Linked DNA regions of Homo sapiens: regions 1 and 2 are each linked to region 3. A link is a loop called in an ENCODE intact Hi-C map of the cell type or tissue named here. Cell type or tissue: heart right ventricle. All regions are shown on one strand. Links, peaks and the distances in the headings refer to the core of each region. The heading gives the core; the rest is flanking DNA. Region 1 has its middle 58 kb from the start of LINC02703. Region 2 has its middle 52 kb from the start of LINC02702. Region 3 holds the start of LOC105369509 (a long non-coding RNA gene).

Region 1 (6,709 bases), core at 891-5,890, 640 kb before region 3:
TCTAAGCCAGAACAGGCACCCAGGCTATTGTATATGTGCTCTGTGGAGACAATGAGTTCACACATGGTAGGTGCAGGAAGCGTTGGATGAATGAAGCATTGGAGGGAGGCGGCAGGAGAGGGGGAGTTGTTGATTCCCAGGCTGTGTGGGCCTGGAAAGAGTCATGAGCAACACCCGTGAGGAAGGATGCTGCACCAGAATCAAATGTATTGTATTTAAATATTCCCCAAGTCATTTTGTGTATTTAAGTCTTAATTCATCTCCTCTAAATCTCTCCAGCTACATTAATGTGATGACTTTGACAGAAAGATGAATAACATTATTAAAGAAGCTTGTGAGCAAATTTCACTCATAAAAATCTCTCATCCACTCACGTGCTCTGCAATGCCCACTCCATGTTTGTTTCTGTTGACTTCCCAAGTGTCTGCTGAGCTGGGCCTCAGGTTGCCGGAGGAAGTACGTGGGAGGGTCAGAGGAGGGAGGAGGATGCATTTCACACCCACTCTTAAATCTTTCCCTTTCGTTAAGAAAATAAATACATCATTTGAACCAAGAGTCTCCAGGAGTGCCAAGATTCAGGCTGAAGAGAAGGAGAAGGCAATGCAGAGCCTGCTTCAAGAAAAACCTCCAGTGGGTGCACAGAATGGGAAGCACAAACAGCAAGTGACTAGGGAGGGTGTCCTCCTCGGTGACCCACGACTCAGGACAGGAGGGACCCTAGCTACAAAGTCATCTTCTGGGGATTCCTCCCAACTGACGCTTTTCAAAATGCTGGCACAGGCCCAGCTGGAGACAGCTCTGGAAGCTGCCATCACATCCTGTTCCTCCTCCCAGAGCCCTGCTTGGCCTCGCTGGCTAGGGATTTATGCCCCTCTTTGCCAAGCCGCCCTGATGAATTGCTTCCAGGATGGCAGCGAAGTCAATGGTATTCATCTCACCGACGTCTTAACCTTCTCCTTTAAATCATTGCTCATGTTGGCAGCCGTTTGTTCGCTCCTGACAGCCTGGCCTGGGCCTGGCTGCTCCATTAATGAGACTCCCAGCCAGAGAAGAGCCTGCAGGGCTTGGCAGGGGCTAGAGGAGCCTCTGCAACCTTCTCCTCGAATGCCATCCCTTCTTTACCTGGCCAAGCTTCCATTTGGTCACCTGGAGTCGGGGAATCTAACCTTAGAGCCCCAAAGGATCCTCCTGTCAGGCACACCTCTCACCTATCACTTACCATATTATTTAAAAAGTATCTGTTGATATTACCAGGCTATTAGCGCTTCTAGGCCATGGACGTGCATGCTTCCTCTCAGTATTCCCAATGCCTAGTGGAGTGGCTGGCTCATAATAGGTACTCAGTGGCTATTTGGTAAACAAACTGTTTAAATTGTGGAGTGGATACAACTTCTTTGGAAAACTACTTGGCAGTCTCTGCTGAAGCTAACGATACCTATGCTGTATGACTCACTGGAGTTTATATCCAACAAAAAGTGCTTGTGTCTACCAAAGACATGTACAAGAATGTTCATGGCAACCTTATTCCTATAGGCCTAAACTAAAAATTGCCCAAATGTCTATCAACAGTAAAATAGGCAAATAAATTACAGGCATGTTTATTCAATGATTCGATTGCATTTGCGTTAATGCAGCAATGAAAAAGGACAAAGTACTATTCATACAATATGGATGAATTTAACATTTAAAATGTCAAACAAAAGATGGCAGATACAAAAGAGTATGTAGTGTATGATTACATTTATATGAAATTCCAAGACATGCAAAAGTTATCTATGATAATTAGAGGTCAGAATGGTTATCTTGGAGGTGGTGGTTATTGACTGGGAGGAGATATGAGGAAGCCCTCTAGGGTATTGGAAATGTTCTAAATTTTGATCTGGGTGGTAGTTATACAGGTGTATACATATGTACTAAATTCACTGGGCTATACACTTATTACCTGTTTACTTTACTGCATGTAAGTTAAACCTTATTAAAAATGGTTAAGAAAATCTGAAATGGTTCTCAATCATTTTGTAATCTGCGCCTCAATGTAATCTCACACTACTGCATATCTAAAACCAGACAAAACTGTTACATTGAGTTGTTTCTATGTTTTAGATTATGAAAACAATTGATATATTGCGTGTGCATTTTTTTACTCAAGAGAATGCCCTCTAGAAATTTTAAACATATCGCTCCCCACTTCCCAACACCCTGAGTACAAATCATCACATTCGAGAATATTTACTTCTTAGCACAAAAGAGACTCATTGCTTCCCAAGACCATGTCTCATTACAGTGAGATTGTAGGTACTAAGAAGAATTAGTAGCTCATAAAGATACGGGAGTTGGGAGGGGTAGGAAGCTGTCATAGTGGAGAAGCAAAGAGGGTTTGTGTCCAAGAACCTCAGCATCCTTAAGAGGTCTGAATTCAAGGTCTTTCCCAAGAAGAGCAAGGGGTATAGAACATCCCTTACCTTATCTCAGCTTAGTTCCCTGAAAACTAAGCCGTGTGCCTTGTGAATTCAGATGCTACTGGATATACATGGGGCTGACAGCTTGAACCACTGCAATCAGTTTGGGTGAAGACAGGAGCTATGAGGGAACAAAGGTATCAAAGCCAGGTCCAAAGACAAGGGCTGGCACTCAGGAATGGTAATAAATGGAGCAACAGAGCTGCCAACAGCTCCTTGGCCTTAAAGCTTCAGCCTGGGTGCAAAATTCAAAAATCTCAAGAAAGAGACCTGATTGGCCCAGATTGAGTCAGTTGACTGTCTCTAGACCTATCTAGGCTGAGACCAGAGAGGAAGACCCAGTATTTTAAATGACTGCTCCTGCATTTAACATGGGGACGGTGGATGCTAGGTGCTATTGAATGAGCAGTGTCCTTAAGGCAGGGCTGGTCAGAGACAATACAATAAATACCCTTTATAAGAAACCTAGAAAGCAAGTGGTTCTTTCTTCAATCTACAGTTGTAGGCAGAATCGGATAAACATTATTTTCTCCTAACACTGTGACCATAAGATACCTATACTTGGTTGATGTAACCTATATATTAACTTCTGTTACGGTGAGAGTTTGTTCATAGTTTGACCTTGTTTTGTTTCCTAGTTCTTCAGTCTGTCTGCCATTTGGCACCCTGGTACCTCAATCTTGTTATTTTGACAATTTCTTGCCTGGATCCAGCATTCATTTACTTCAGTCAACTCCTAGTTGTTGGGTCTACAGTCCAAACGGAAGGGTATGATGGTGGAAACTTGACTGCATATTGTTGAGTTGCTGATACCATCTTGGTAGGTGAGGAGTTTCTTCTTGGGTAACCCATTTAACCTCTTTGAGTCTTATTTATCTTCAGGTAAAAATCAAATAATATTAACATAAAATTCTATCTGCCTTCTTCATTACATCCCTTCGTTTGATCCTCACAACAAATCTATGAGATGGGCAGATATTTGTTAATACAACTCTTTTCTTACATTTGAAGAAAATGAGACTGGGAAAGGTCAAACAAGTTGCTCAGAGTTCTAGATACCGGTGTTAAGTGGTAGATCTCGGATTCAAATTCAGGTCTTCTGATTACAAATCCTCTATTTGCCTAAAGATGGAAGGTTGAGCCAACCAAGTGACTTGTCAGATTCCTTCCAGATTTAAAATCTACAATTCTGTAGAAAATAACAATATTAAGGTAATATTAGCTAACATTTATTCAGTGTTTGCTATGTTACAGGCACAATTCTAAGCATTCTATACATGTAGCTCATTTTATTCACATAATAACCTCATGCTGTACATACTATAATTATGACCGTTTTATGGATGAGAAAACCAAGTCATAAAGAACCAATTACCTTGCCCAAGTTCAAATAGTGAATAAGTGATAGATCTAGAATTCTAATGCAGACTTTCTGGCTTCAGAGCCTGGGTTCTTAACCCCTACTGCCTCCTAGGGTGACAAGAGAAACTTCCTTTAGAACTCTCAAAACAATAGGGACTGTCTGCTCTCTGTCCCTGGGATTACATAGCAGAGCCTCATTGAAGGTTTGACAAATCCTACCAAGGGGATCCAGGGCTCCATGGGAGGGTGATATAGCACTAAACACCTCTAATAATTAGGATGAGAGGTGGTGCAAGATGAAAGGAAAGGAGAAAATGCACTTAAACAGCATACACTGTGAAGAAGAAGGCAAGAAGTGAAGCATGGATTTGGGGGTTCCAATAGGGTTTGAATACTCACTATGTGTTTGGCGTGGATAAATGGCCTAACATTGTTGAACCTCAAGTTCCTCATCTGTAAAATGGGAATAACAATAATCCCTACCTCCTGGGTCTAAGGTGAGGATGCACATGAAGTACTTAGCACAGTGTGTAATATAATAAGTGCTCAATTAATACGTGGTAGCTAGAAATGTTAGATTGGATGAAAGATTAAAGCAAATGAAAACCCCTTGGCTGCGCAGCTTTGTTTCCAAGGAGCTTGCATTCCAAGAGGGGAAGTAAGCCAGAAGAAGAGCATTTGTTGGGCATTCCTATGTGCTCCTCAGAGCAAAGAAGTGCAGCTTGGAATGAGTACTGTTTCAGTCCAGCCAGGAGGGGTAGCGATGGGACCTGGAGGAAACCAAGACACCAGGTAGTGTGCTCTTAACCCAAGGAGAGAGTTTCCCTCTCCATACACCTGGAGAAGATAAAGCCACATCGCTTAAGGAAGGAGCCTCAGTTAACATCCTGGCCCAGCCCTTTATTAGTTGGTTACCTTGAGCAGGTGAGTTACATTCTCTGGTGTACAGCAAGAGGACAGGAAAACAGGTACCTAGGGCTCTAGTCCAGTGCCTGGCACATAGGAGGCACGGTGTCCCTCTTTAGGTGGCCGTTAGTATCATCAGCAGTGGAGACATTACAGTGATGCCATGAAACGTCTGCGCCATCCCTTTCCCTAAACCAGGAGGGACACTATACCTGCTGCCCTTCCCCATCCACCACAAAGAGCAACCCTGGTGAATCTTCCTTCCCCACTGCCTGGATTTGAAACCTTAAGAAATTCTCTTTCTGCTTTACCCTACAACCCACTAGGACACACCAAATATAGCAGAAATCGTACTGTAATTAGAGCCGGTTGAACTAAGCTTTGGGTAATTCACTCAAATATCTCTTGAGCCTCCGTTTCTTCATCTATAAAATGAGAAAGACAATTTTTGAAAGGGTAGTTGTGAGAACGAAACTAGATATCATTTGCACAGATTGATGGTCAAGGTTACTTGAATCTGCCATGAATCTGGAGGGTTGGGCTTTCTTTACCTCCTTATCTCAACCCTCTGTGCATCTTTCCTTCATGCCCTAAAGGGAACATAGCACTGCTGCATGCAGCATATTCTTGTTCTACACAATGGGCACACTCAGAGCTTGGCCTCTGCATGTACACATGCACATATGTACACACACACACACGAGTGCATGGCACACGGGCATCTCCAGGTCATGCCCCCCCCGACACATACGTGCACTGCACACAGACATATCCAGTTCATGCGCGCGCGCGCGCGCGCACACACACACACACACACACACACACACACACACACACGGTATGGCCGCCGTGTGGCGAAACAGCAGCAGGAGGAAATTCCCCCGTCCTCTCTCCCTATGTCGCTTTGTTCTGCCTGCACAGGCAACAAATTAAAACAAGAACCCCCCACCGCCCAGAGCTGCCTGAGCTTCTGCCACATCGGCTCTAATAATAGCTGAGCAGAAAGGCCCCCTGTCCGTCAGGCCCGGGAGCCAGGAGGCAGCGCTTTTCATTCGCAGCCAGAGAAGCGGCTGGGAGCTTTTGCTGTGTTTATTTGGTGTGACTTTGGGGCGATTATATATTGTTTCTTGTCCTCTCTCTAAGTGCTTCATCAGAGGTTGGGGGAGAACAAGGGGTGAAGGGGCAGTAGTGGGAAGGAAAGCAAAAAAGAAATTCAACTTCCTGAGAATACACACACACACGGGGCGCTCCGTCAATGCAGCACCAGCACACGGCAAAATTGAACTTCCCCTGCCTCACAGTGGTCTTTGAAAGCATTCAATTATCTGTCTGCACCTATAGAAAATGTTAGGGATTGCTTCCAGAAGCCTTTAAAAGGGTCTATACATAACAGAGGCGCACGCACACTCTCAGCGGCAGGCTGAAAAACAACAACAATCTATTCATTTACCTTTGAAAAAGCCAAAAAGGTATAAATTCTGCCCAGAAATCAATCTTCCTCTCTCTTTCTTTCTTTGTCTTTTGCCACATCCCTTCCCCACCTCTCACCCTGTCGCATGCTTATTTATTTATTTTTCAGCTAAGGCCACAGAAGGAGCCAAAGAAGGCAATGTTAATGCAGAGGAAAGAAGCTGAGTTTATTTTGCTGGAAATGCTGGGTCCACTCAGGCAAAGCAAAGGCTCCTCAAACTGGTTCCCTGCAGGTCTCCCATTCAAATGGAATGCATTTTCATGGCACACCCACTGTGGCACAGCACCAAGCACTGCAGTGGATGCCACTTTACTGGGTTCTCCAAATGAATCTTTGAAGTGAATGGTGTTCCTCCCACTTTGCAGATAAGGAAAGTGAGGCCCTATTCAGATCTTCTGTCTCTCAATCTAGATTTCTTCCTAGCTATACCATTTTTGTCTCCTTCCTGGGCTCTGACTCACTAGAAAAGACACTACGGTAGGCTCAATGGATCATGTCCAAAGTTACCAAC
Region 2 (6,709 bases), core at 942-5,941, 1.4 Mb before region 3:
ATGATTTTGGGGTTCCCCTTCTGGGGACTGGTCCCTGGCTGTACCCAGGCTAGCTGGGGGCTTGGGATGCAGGGGCTGAGGGACAGGCCGAACTCCTGCCGGGAGGGTGCACACGAACTCAAGGTTTCTTATTGCAAGGCAGAGAAGGGGTTAGAAAGGAAGCCCTCATCCCATGGGTGATCACTAAGGCAGAGACAGATGAGGAGTCTTCTCTGGTGAGGGGGTGAGGGGGTGAGGGGGTGGGTGTGAGGGGGTGGGCCCCGCCCCTCTGCACATCTGTGGCAGGTGGAGCCTCCTGCAGGCACTCTGTGTTTCCAGGAGGGTTTTCTGCCTTCAGCATCTTTGAAATGACCCGGGCAAGGCGAATGGGCCCTCCTGCCTTCTTTCTTTCTCTCTCCCATTCTGCCTAGGAGGATTGGGGTATGGGAGTGTGGGGGGAGGGAGATGGTGGGGGAGCATAGGGGGGCATAGATGAGGAGAAGATAGCCCAGGTAGGAGTTGCCCTCTTGGCTCTGCCCTCTTGGAGCTGCCCTCTTGGTGGGGCATAGATGAGGAGAAGATGGCCCAGGTAGGAGCTGCCCTCTTGGATCTGCCCTCTTGGAGCTGCACTCTTGGCAGGGCATAGATGAGAAGAAGATGGCTGAGGTAGGAGCTGCCTTCTTGGCTCTGTTCTGCCTGAAGAGCAGCTTCTGCTGACCTCTCCAGAAGGGGTGGTGTTTTCTGATCACCTTTCGGCTTCTCAAACCGGGTGGGCTTTGCACAGACGGTGCAGCAGGAAGGAAGGAAGAGTGGATGAGAGAAGGAGCACACAAGAGAACAGTGAAATTCCTAAACAGGTGAGAAGCCTCCTGTGAATTCCAGACCCAAAAGTTCCCTGGAGGAGCACTGAGAGGCGGGGAGCCCTGCTGGGCAGGGCCCATTTCAGTGCCTTCCAGGGCCCTGGTGTTCCCGCCTGTGGGTCCCTTGGAGGCCGGAGGGCCACAGCAACTGCCTGAGTGGCTGCCCCGTTGTGTGCACCTCCTCTCTCCTCCCTCCCTCCCTGGGTCTCCAGCCAGCCCGCTGGCTTGATGAATTAGCCCCATAGATATTCCGTTGGGAAAACAAACACACATCATATATATCTTTGACAAGTTATTATTCTCCCTTATCAGGATTCGGGTGCATTCCTCGCCTGCCATTACTCACGCTGCACACCCGCCCTACCTGGGACTGGGCACTGAGCTCACCAAGGTAGCACCTGGCCAGGCTGGCTGCGTGCCCTGCCCTGCATCTGGGTTGGGCCGTGAGTGTGTGTGTGTGTGCATGTGTGTGCATGCGTGTGTGCATGTGGTTCCAGGCTGGAGCCAGAACAGGAACCACCCTGGCCCTGCTTTGGCCCACTAGACTGACCAAATACTTCTCCAGGCAGGGACTGGTGTGGCTCAAGATGAAACTGATGGTGTTCTGGGCCTTTCGCTCTCTCACTGGAGCCAGGAGTGGAAGTTTTGTTCCAGGGATTGCTCTGGTTTGGGCCTCACCCATATCCACTTACTGGGCTCCCCCTTGCTGCTGGGCCCTCCCCCAGCCTCCTGGCAGGACAGATCCCCCTGCCACCACCCACCAATGCCTGTGCTTCTTGGAGCCCACAGTGGCTCCTCCAGGGCTGCCCCCTTGGCCTATGTGGTAGGAGGGTCAGGGGCTGATGAATGAGATGTAGGTGAGTATCAGTGCTCTCAGCCAGGCTGTTGGGCTGTGATTTGTCATCTCTCACCCAGCACATTCCCACTTCCCCAGAGGCAGGCTCCATATTAACAAGTCCTCTACTTAGGAATATAAATGGGGCAGTTGGAATTGCTCCTGAGAGCCGGAAGATGCGAATGCATTCAGGCCTTGGAGATGGGAGCCAGGAGGGGAGCAGGGGGAGGGCTTCATGCCGAGGTGCCCTCAGACCAGCTGGGAGGGCAGCACCCCATCAGCCTGATTCTGAGGTGGGGACCTCAGAGGAAGGGAGGTCCCTGCTGCCTGGTCTGGGGCTGGGCCGGGGGTGGCTGCTCCTCAGGGCTGATGGGCCTGTCCCCCTGCTCTTTCAGGCGGGACCTTCCACCAGAGAGACTTCAGCTGCTGTGCCCTGAGAGGCTGCTCCCGCAGCAGGAGTTTTCGTGCCGTCACAGCGACTGCTGATGGGTCATTTCTACCAGCCCTGTTAGCTCTCCCCTGTCTCCAGCTCAGGCTGTGCATTCCTGGGAACCTTCCCTTCCCTCCCTTGGGCCACCTGCCTGGACCCTCACGGTGCCTTGGATCAAACAGCAGTGCTGGGAGAAGAGAGGCAGCCTTGCTGGGCCGGCGTTGCTCTGGCCTCCAAGGCTGAGTCCTCAGGTGGACTTGCTGCAGCCAGTTGAGCAGGTTCTGGTGTCCTGGCCTGGGCGACACTCTGAGGGGGTGGGCACCAGAGATATTTATGGTGCAATCCCTGCCTTCAGAGGCTCCGGTTCACTGGGGGGACGGCTGGGGAGGGGAGAACCGATGGTCTTGAAAGGTGTGCTGGGCGCTGAGAGGTGACCTTGGTACTCCTGGCAGGAGATCAGGGAAGGGAGAGACTGTGGACTGAGCACCATGGTGTGGAGGGAGGGCTCAGTGAAGGCTTCCTGGAGAGGCAGAGTGCTGGGGCGTGCAGGATGGAGAGGAGTGGGGGAGAGCCTTGGAGGGAGGCCACAGGCCAAGTGTGGGGAAGTGTTCTGGACATTCATTCAGAGTTCTGGTTATTGTCCCAGGGCCAGAATCCTGCTTCTTGGGGTCAGCTTCCTCCTGACTTCTAATGCTCCCTTCAGCTGGGGGGATGGATGGGAGGCAGATGAGGTGAAAAGGATGAGATGGAGTCAGGTATGGTTTGGTCTTTTGGGGCCGCAGCTTTCAGTCCCCTCAATTCCAGTACCTGGATAAAGTCTCCAAGCCTAGGGGCCTGCTGCCATCTCAGTGGGTGTGTGTGCCCATTGGGCGTAGGTTCCCACTTCACCTGGGGCTCAGGCCCCGGGCACCTGGCTGGCCTGGGTGGGTGTGGAGGTGTCTGGTGCAGTTAGCTTCATGGCCACTAGAGGGGAGTCCAGGCCCGTGTTTCTCTCCTTCCAGCGACGGTGGGCCTAGGCAGGGAAGAGATCGGGGTGCGGGGTGCTGGTGCTGGTGTCCACGTTGGCGTTCTTTGTGCTGGGAATGAGGGTGCCTGTTCTGCTTCCTATTAATGCCTGAGCTCTTCAGTTCCAAGTTAGGGATGAAAAATCTCTGGAAATCTGGGAGCCCTGGAAAAAAGGCATTATTTAAACATTTAATATCTACAATACTTTTCTTCTTCTTTTAGATACAGGGTCTTGCTCTGTCATTCAGGCTGGAGTGCAGCAGCGCGATTATAGCACACTACAACCTGGAACTCCTGGGTTCAAGCCATCCTCCTGCCTCAGCCTCCCAAGTAGCTGGGACTACAGGCACGTGCAACCACACCCAGCTAATTTTGTTTACGTTTTTGCTGTTTTTTTTTTCCCTTGTAGAGATGGGGTTTTGCTATGTTACCCAGGCTGGTCTTGAACTCCTGGGCTCAAGCAATCCTCCCACCTTAGCCTCCCCATAGCACTGGGATTACAGGTGTGAGCCACTGTGCCTGGTGACAATTCTTATTTTAGTCCCTTTTACAAAAATAGGTTATGAATGTAGAGGACCCTGTGGTGGGTGGTCAAAGGCACAGCCTTTGGTGTAACGTAGACTGCCTGGGTGGGATTCCAGCTTCACTGCCTAGTGGCTGGGTAACCTTGGGCAGGTCAAATAACATCTCTAAGGCTTGGTTGCTCCCACTGTAAAATGTGGGTTATGATGCCTAGGCATAACCACATAGGCATAGGCATAAAACACAAGGGTCATTTAGCACATGCCTGCCATATAGTAAGGATTCCAGTGTAGCTTTTTAGTTTTCCTGATAAGCAATCACATTTGATTAAGATGTGATATGGTTTGGCTGAGTCCCCACCTAAATCTCATCTTGAATTGTAGTTCCCATAATCCCCACGTGTCGTGGGAGGGACCAGGTGGAGATAATTGAATCATGGGGCCTGTTTCCCTCCTCCTGTTCTCGTGGTAGTGAATTAGTTCTCACGAGATCGGATGGTTTTATAAGGGGCTTTCCCCGCTTCTCTGGGCCCTCATTCTTCTCCTTCCTGCCACCGTGTGAGGGGAGATGTGTTTGCTTTCCCTTCTGCCATGACTGTAAGTTTCCTCCCAGCCCTGTGGAACTGTGAGTCGATTCAACCTCTTTTCTTTATAAATTACGCAGTCTTGGGCAGTTCCTTTTTTCTTTTTTTGAGATGGGGCCTGGTTCTGTTGTCCAGGCTGGAGTGCAGTGGTAAAATCTCAGCTCACTGCAACCTCTGCTTCCCGTGTTCAAGCGATTCTTATGCCTCAGCCTCCCAAGTAGCTGGGATTACAGGCATGCACCATCACGCCTAATTTTTAGTAGAGATGGGGTTTCACATGTGGCCAGGCCGGTCTGGAACTCCTGACCTCAAGTGATCCGCCAGCCTCAGCCTCCCAAAGTGCTGGGATTACAGGCGTGAGCCACCATGCTTGGGCAGTTCTTTATAGCAGCATGAGAACAAGCTAATACAAGATGAAAGAGTAAAGGCCCAAATTTAAAGAAAAACACTATTTTCTCTTCCATTAGCATTTTAAAGATACTTCCCCCACCCACCAGCCCCGGCCATGAAGAAATTAGAAAAACTTGCTTCAACCCTGATATTTTCTAGGCCTTAATACAAAAATGAATGACTGCCAATTTGCACCTTCATTTATGTCTCATATTTCCTGAGGTGTGATTGCCTGCTGGGCACCCCAGGCCCCTCTGCAACTGAGTGGGGACACTCAGGCTGCTAGGATGCTGGCACCAGGGAGTCCTCTAGCTCCGGCTGTCCTCCCCAGCTACACATTAGTATCATCTGGGCGCTGTAGAAAAGACCAGTGCCTGAGCCCCACCCCCAGAGGTGCTTATTCACTTGGTCTGGGGTGGGGCCCAGGTGCTGGACTGATTCGAAGCTCTCTGGGTGATTCACGGAGCATCCAGGGTTCAGGACCTTTGCCTGGAAGTTTTCCTCTGGTGGAGGGAGATGTCCCAGTGTCTTCTCACTGTGGGCTCACAGAATTCTGTACACATTCAGGAGGAGACATTTGGCTTGGTGTAGGCAAGCCCATTGGGTCATTCATAAGGGGGCCTTGGTTCTGGTCCTGGCTTAGTTGTTGACTCTGGAGAGCCTCTTGGTAAGCACCCTGCCCCCTGGGCCTCAGTGTCCTCATCTGTCAAAGGGGATGAATGGCACCTGTTGCGCCTAAGGGTCATGTGGCCTGGGGATCAGATGCAGCAATGTGTATGCTTCCGAAGGTTGTGAAGCTGAGATACCCACAGGCGGTTTCTCTCACCTGCCCTTTCAGAGAGTGGGGATGAGTTCGTTTGCAAGGCTGCTATAACAGACCCCTCCGCACGGGGTGGCTTAAACAACAGAAATGCACGGCCTCATCGTTCTGGAGGCTAGAATCCAAGATTTCGGAATCAAGGCAGAGTTAGTGTCTTCTCTGGGTAGTGAGGGGAGGATCGGGTCCAGGCGCCTCTGCTTGGCTGTGGATGGCTGTCTTCTTCCCCAGGCCTCTCTGCTTGGCTGTGGATGGCTGTCTTCTTCCCCAGGCCCCTCTGCTTGGCTGTGGATGGCTGTCTTCTTCCCCAGGCCTCTCTGCTTGGCTGTGGATGGCTGTCTTCTTCCCCAGGCCTCTCTGCTTGGCTGTGGATGGCTGTCTTCTTCCCCAGGCCCCTCTGCTTGGCTGTGGATGCTCTTCCCTTGGGGCATATCTCTGTGTCCACATTTCCCCTTTCTATAAGGACGCCAGTCATGTTGGATTAGGGCTCACCCTAACAACCTTTTTAACTCATGACCTGAGTTTTAATAACCGGATTTTTGTTTTGTTTTGTTCTTAAGACAGCATCTTGCTGTCACTCTGGCTGGAATGCAGTGGTGCAGTCACGACTCACTACAGCCCCCACTTCCCACCTCGGCCTCCCAAGTAGCTGGGACTACAGACTACAGGCATGTGCCACCATACTTGGCTAATTTTTTTTTTTTTTTTGTAAAGATGGGGTTTTGCCTTCTTGCTCAGACTGATCTTGAACTCCTGGGCTTAAGTAATCCACTTACCTTGGCCTCCCAAAGTGCTGGGATTACACGCATGAGCCACTGCGCCCAGCCTTAATGACCTGATTTTGATTTGGTTACCTCTGTAATCAAGGATCTGTCTCCAGTAAGATCTGAGACCACATTCCTGAGGTGCTGGGGGTTGGGACTTCTGTGCAGCAATTTTAGAGGACACAATTCAACCCATTGCAGGGAGCAGGAGAGTGCCTGAGTGCTTAGTTCAGAAAAGAGCAATGCAAACAACCCGCAAAAGACACTGCTGGGGGTCAGCGTAGAAGGGTGGGCAGGGACTTGGCCCAGCTTCCCTCTCTCTCAGAGAAACCCTCCCTCACCACTCTATCTCCTCACTTGGGCCTCCCGGACTGATTTGCCTTCTAAGTATTGGGAGGGTGAAGGGTCAAAGTGTCACGTGACCCTGCTGCAGGGGCACTAGGCACCTCCTAGTCTAACTGGGTGGCACTGCCTGGGTATCACTCCTGCACCACGTGGCGGTCTGTGGAGGGGCAGTCCTGAGG
Region 3 (5,000 bases), core at 1-5,000:
CAAAAAAGAAAAAAATATATGTATAACTTAGTTGGGAAGACATAACAAATGCATATCAAACGTTAAACAGCATTAAGAAAAAACATTAGTAAAGAGCCAAGGGAGGTTAGAGTAAGGAAACAGAATGCCTGCCCTAAGTCTTGGGGCAGAAATAGAAATATAGAAGGCAGGATCTCAATACACAGAAAGGAGGGGTGCAGGTCGAATGGTGGAGGAAGAATGTCTGTGGTGCATTAAGAGAAACCATGAGCAAGTTGGTTTCTCTGGAAAAGAGAGGTGCTGTTGAGAACTAATAGGATAGCAAGTTGGTAAGTTTGGAAGACAGACAATTATGTGGAAAGAAAGAAATTCTGTTACCTGCAACACCTAATGTCTACAACCTATCAAATTAGCACATGTATTAAGCACTGATAATGCCAGCTAAATCTCAGTCAGAAGCTAAGGAACTGGAGAACATCAAGGACCTAGTTGCAGAAGCATATCAGAGCTGCTGGCCCTGAAAAACCCTGAAAGAGCCGGGAATTAAGAATTTCATCTTTGGACTCAGCCAAGCTTAGACAGACTTGGTTTTAAACTCAGTTTAGCTACTTACTAGTTGTATTAGTGGAAACATTAATTAATTAATTCTCTGTACCTCAATTTCCTCATCTGTAAAATGGTGATAAGGTTAATTTGAAGATGGCATCTTTGAAATGTGTAAGGATTGAATGAAATGGGTAATTTATGTAAAGTTCTTACAAATTCAAATATATAGTCAGTACTTACTTAACGGTTACTAATAATAACAGCAACAGAGTATGTTTCAACCAGACAGAATAAGTTCAATTTAATTTTTTTTCATCTTGAGATGCCATGTAAAATGTTAACTAATGTTCCACTTCTTTAAGAAAAAGTTGGAAAAACACTCATACTTATTTTTAACCTTACTACTGTGAAATGACAGTGCTTCTAATTCTGGCTGTGAAATCTAGTAATCCTTTTAAAAGGATTAAATTGTGAACAAACACATCAGGAAAGAACTTAAATCTAGTGTTTCCTGACTTATTTTGGTTCTGATTAATTAAATTTTTTTCAGAAAGGGTAGAAACCAAGAGTAGGTATAATTGAAGAGTTAATCAGAAAATTAAATAAGGGTACTCATTAACCAAGTGTTTTAGTAATAGAGGTTTTACTGTATTAGGAGTTCCCACTTGTTCTTTTTCTGCAAATGTGGCAGTCGGTTTTATTTTTAAATGCTGACATAAATTGAAAGTCTTTTATAACCTCTGAAGCATGTTTCGCAAAGTGCAGTCCATGGATCCTTGGAGGCTCCCAAATTCCTTTTGAGGGATCGATGAGATGAAAACTGTTCTCATAATACTAAGACGTAATTGCCTTTTTTGGGTGTGTTGACATTTGCTCTGATGGTGCAAAAGCAATGGTGGGGAAAGTTGTGGGAGCCTTAGCCTGAATCGAGTTAGTGGCACTAAACTGTCCTAGAAGTCATTGTATTCTTCACCTCCACATACAGTAAAAAAGAATATCCCTGATGAAGCAGTAAAAATTATTAATTTTATGAAAGCTTGACCTTGAGTTACATGTTTTTAAAAATAGTTTGTGTGAAGGAGAATTACAAATAAAGCATTTTTGCTACATACTTGTCTCAAGGAAGAAGACTGGGGAGATTGAGTTAAACTATAGTTATTCAGACGCGTATTTGGCAGACATTTTCTGGAAAGCAGTGAGCCTGTCATTTTAAGAGAAACAATGGACATTGTTGTCAGTGATAAAATTAAAGATTTCAAGTGGAAATGTGAATTTTTTAAAACTTGCATCTTCCTCTGTGAACTTGACAGCTTCCTAATGAACCATTGACTTTTCTTATGATATTGGTGGTGATACTAATGAATGTGACTTTTTTGATACTGAATAATGAAATGTGTCACCATTTGGAAGAGTGCTGCATAACTCAGTGAACTAATATTTTCCAAATGACCAGTGCATGATTTTAAAACATCATGAGTGGCTAAAAGATCCATTCAAAGTGCAGGATTGACTAATGAATTTTAATGTGACAGAGTATGAGAAGTTCTTTGATGTGGTTTCAGATTCCACAATCCAATTTAACCATGAAGAAGCCACCACTTGTTGAGTTTTGGTATAGTATCAAAGGAGAATAAAACCATAATTATCTGAAAAGACTATTAAAATACTTTTCCTTTTACAACTATATATATACATGAGGCTATTTTATTTCCCATATACTTCAACATAAACAATGGATCACAACAGATTGAATGAAGAAGCAAATGTGAAAAGCCAATTGTTCTCTATTAAGCCAAACTTTAGATTTGCAAAATTCTTTTCTAATTTTTTTGCTGTGGAAAATGTAGTTATTTTCACAAAAACATGTCCTTTGTGTTAACACGCGATGGGTTTATTAAGTGGATTCATAAGATTCTTTAAAAAATATTATCAGTTTTATTTTTAAGAGTTTAAAGTGATCCTGACATTATGAACTTTGAGAACCACACCCCTGACGTGGTAAAATTAAATTTTCCTATGAATTTTTATGGTTTACCAGTGCATGAGATTGCCATCTTGTGACAAAATAGGGAAATGCAAGTATTTTTGAAAAGCTCATCTTTAAGGACTTGGAGTGATTTCTAATGACTACTTGTTGGAAATTTATCAAGAGAAAGATATAAGTTCAGATTTCCAAGGGCTATGTCTTAAAATATATGTGCCAAAAATATTAATTTTCAGAAGGTAAGCAAAAAACAGTTAATTAAATGCATATTTCTAAAGGGCTGACATTGGTTTGGGGCCAGTCTTCTGTTAAGAACACATTTAGTTTTTATGTTCAGTGTGTATATTTCCTATTACACTGAGCCCCTTTGTATGTGATGTTATAGACTACTCGAATGTGTATTTACTGTTCAAAACACTGATAAATGTTTGTGGTGATATTCTGGTGGCATATAGTTGTCCCCCTTTATTCTCAGGGGATGTATTCCAAGATCCCCAGTGGATGTCTGATTCTGAGGATAGTATTGAACCCTATACAGACTATTTTCCCTATACATACATACCTATGATAAAGCTTAACTTATAAATTAGGCACAATAAGAGATTAACAACAACAATAAAACAATTATATCAATATGCTGTAATAAAAGTTATGTGAATGTGGTCTCTCCATCACCTGATGGGGTACTCATCAATTGATGAGTACTGTACTCATCAATTTTTAGACCCCCATTGGCCCAGGGTAACTGAAACCATAGAAAGTAAAACTACAGATAAGGGGGGGACTACTGTATCATCACTTGTGATTGACTTAAGGTTTAGTCATTGGTTGATACCAGAAACTTGGCTGATAATATTCTTCTTTCTAAAGGGAAATGTGATCAATTCTTTATGATGTGGAGTTTAGGTCCACACTCTGGTGAAGAGTTTGAATTTGCTGCCCTTAAATACTACATCACTGTAGTTCTGTGTGATGTGTCCTGTACAAACATGCAGAGTAAACATTGTTCCTTGCCTTCTGCTTTCTTGAGCACTAAAATACACAGTGTAAATATGCACAAACATGTAGAAGGACATATAGACAAATACAGCCTTAGCCAAGTCATGAGAGATGCAGCTGCAAGAAACAGGCTCATGCATAATGAACATTTATGCTATGGCATAGCTTGTGTTTTTGCATCCATGAGCTGTATGAAAAGGAAGGAACCTCACTTCGTTTTCATTCAGTTAGAATGAAGGCCCACTGGTCAGTTTTTTGACTCAATTCAGCTGATTGTTTTCAAAATAACCTGTTCTTTTCTAACAGTTGTGTGTAGGGACAGCTGCACTCTGATGAAATGACTGTGAGCCTATACGCTAACTACTGTACTAATTTTCTGCCTATATTTACTATGTGCCCAGTGACTCTGCTGATGAATATTTTAGACATCTTCATGAATAATGTTACTGCCCACAGTAGAGCTGCTTGCTTGTTTGTAAGGCTGGAAATGCTATCAAGATGATACCGACTCCCATTCTATATACCAACGTGAAAATAATAAAATACCTAAGTAAGGTTGTTGGTCAAGATTGTCTTTGAGGAATCATGGATGCTCTGAAATTGGATGCCAAATTTTACATGTAGGTGGATGTGTGTTTTTGAGAAAACTCCAGAGCTTTTATCAGACTCTCCAAAGGGATTGTGATCTCATAAAGACTAAGAACCACTAGATAAGCTTTATAGTTTTGAAAGTGCTTCTCCATACATTTTTATTTGATCCTCCCAATGATTTTCAGGGAGGCATGTTGGGCATTCTCTCTCTTTCTCTCTCGATCTCTCAACAGAAGAGCATGACTCAGAGCTTAAGTGGTTTTGTGCTTCATCCTGTAGGCACTGGGAGCCTTTGAGGGTTTTAAGTGAGGAAGTGATCTGATCAGATCGTCCTTTAGAGAGATTGCCCTGGTGGTAGTGTAGAGGATGTTTTAGGGGAGTAGGAGGCTAATTAGGACACCATTGGGAAAATCAGGTAAGAAAAGATGGTTGGCCTTGAGTTTGTTGCAGTCAGATTGGAAAAGAGGGGAGGAATTTGCTAAACAGCTTTGATTTTGAAGAACTGATGGGACATCAGGGAGAAAAGACCAGTAAGCAATTGGACGTTCTAGTCTGGGACTGGTGAGGTGAGGAGGACCTCGCACAGGGTGTATAGAGTGAGAAGTGAAGAGTTCCTGGGGAGAAAATGTCAGCTAGTGTTTGGCTGGAGTGATGGTCTTAGGGAAGCGCAGGGAGATCCAGGAACATCGCTTTTTTCCCCCCATTCTCTGTATTCCTGGGTTGACAAGTAGGGATTAAATATATTTTTTAACCCTCTTCATTTACTATCAGATTATTTATATTTTTATTTCTCAAGGACTTTAAATTTATGAAGTTTACAAAAATCAGTCATACCACTCTAATCTACCTTCTGCTCAGTGGAGGCGTCAAGCAAAGGATGGGTTAAGGGTACTCCCCTATA

The links. A loop is a pair of places that touch in the nucleus more often than their neighbours do. Peaks named below come from ENCODE experiments on the same cell type or tissue, not always from the same donor. Only the 100,000 strongest peaks of a DNase experiment are listed, where the experiment ranks them.
Region 1: it touches region 3 in a loop (6-fold over the local background); 3 of 110 quality-filtered maps call a loop at or near these places.
Region 2: a loop joins it to region 3, with 5 times the contacts of the local background. A loop is called at or near these places in 25 of 110 quality-filtered maps.

Annotation. Positions count from the first base shown.
Region 1 is chr11:115,974,691-115,981,399 of GRCh38, reverse strand. No RefSeq gene overlaps it. Among named protein-coding and RNA genes, the nearest start is that of LINC02703, 58 kb to the right of the region's middle. RefSeq lists enhancers at 406-905, 906-1,407. In heart right ventricle, for the core only: no CTCF peak of the experiment used is centred there; no DNase peak of the experiment used is centred there; H3K4me3 peaks cover 604 bases; H3K27me3 peaks cover 1,244 bases.
Region 2 is chr11:116,688,238-116,694,946 of GRCh38, reverse strand. No RefSeq gene overlaps it. Among named protein-coding and RNA genes, the nearest start is that of LINC02702, 52 kb to the right of the region's middle. RefSeq lists an enhancer at 6,198-6,709. In heart right ventricle, for the core only: a CTCF peak has its summit at 3,067 (motif pointing right); a DNase peak (open chromatin) is centred at 3,076; H3K27me3 peaks cover 1,067 bases.
Region 3 is chr11:115,332,673-115,337,672 of GRCh38, reverse strand. All of the region lies in intron 1 of CADM1 (cell adhesion molecule 1), which reads left to right. It overlaps LOC105369509 (a long non-coding RNA gene), which reads right to left and starts at 4,096. Exons shown (of 2, transcript NR_135108.1): 1 at 4,055-4,096. In heart right ventricle, for the core only: CTCF peaks have their summits at 2,362 and 2,571 (motif pointing left); no DNase peak of the experiment used is centred there.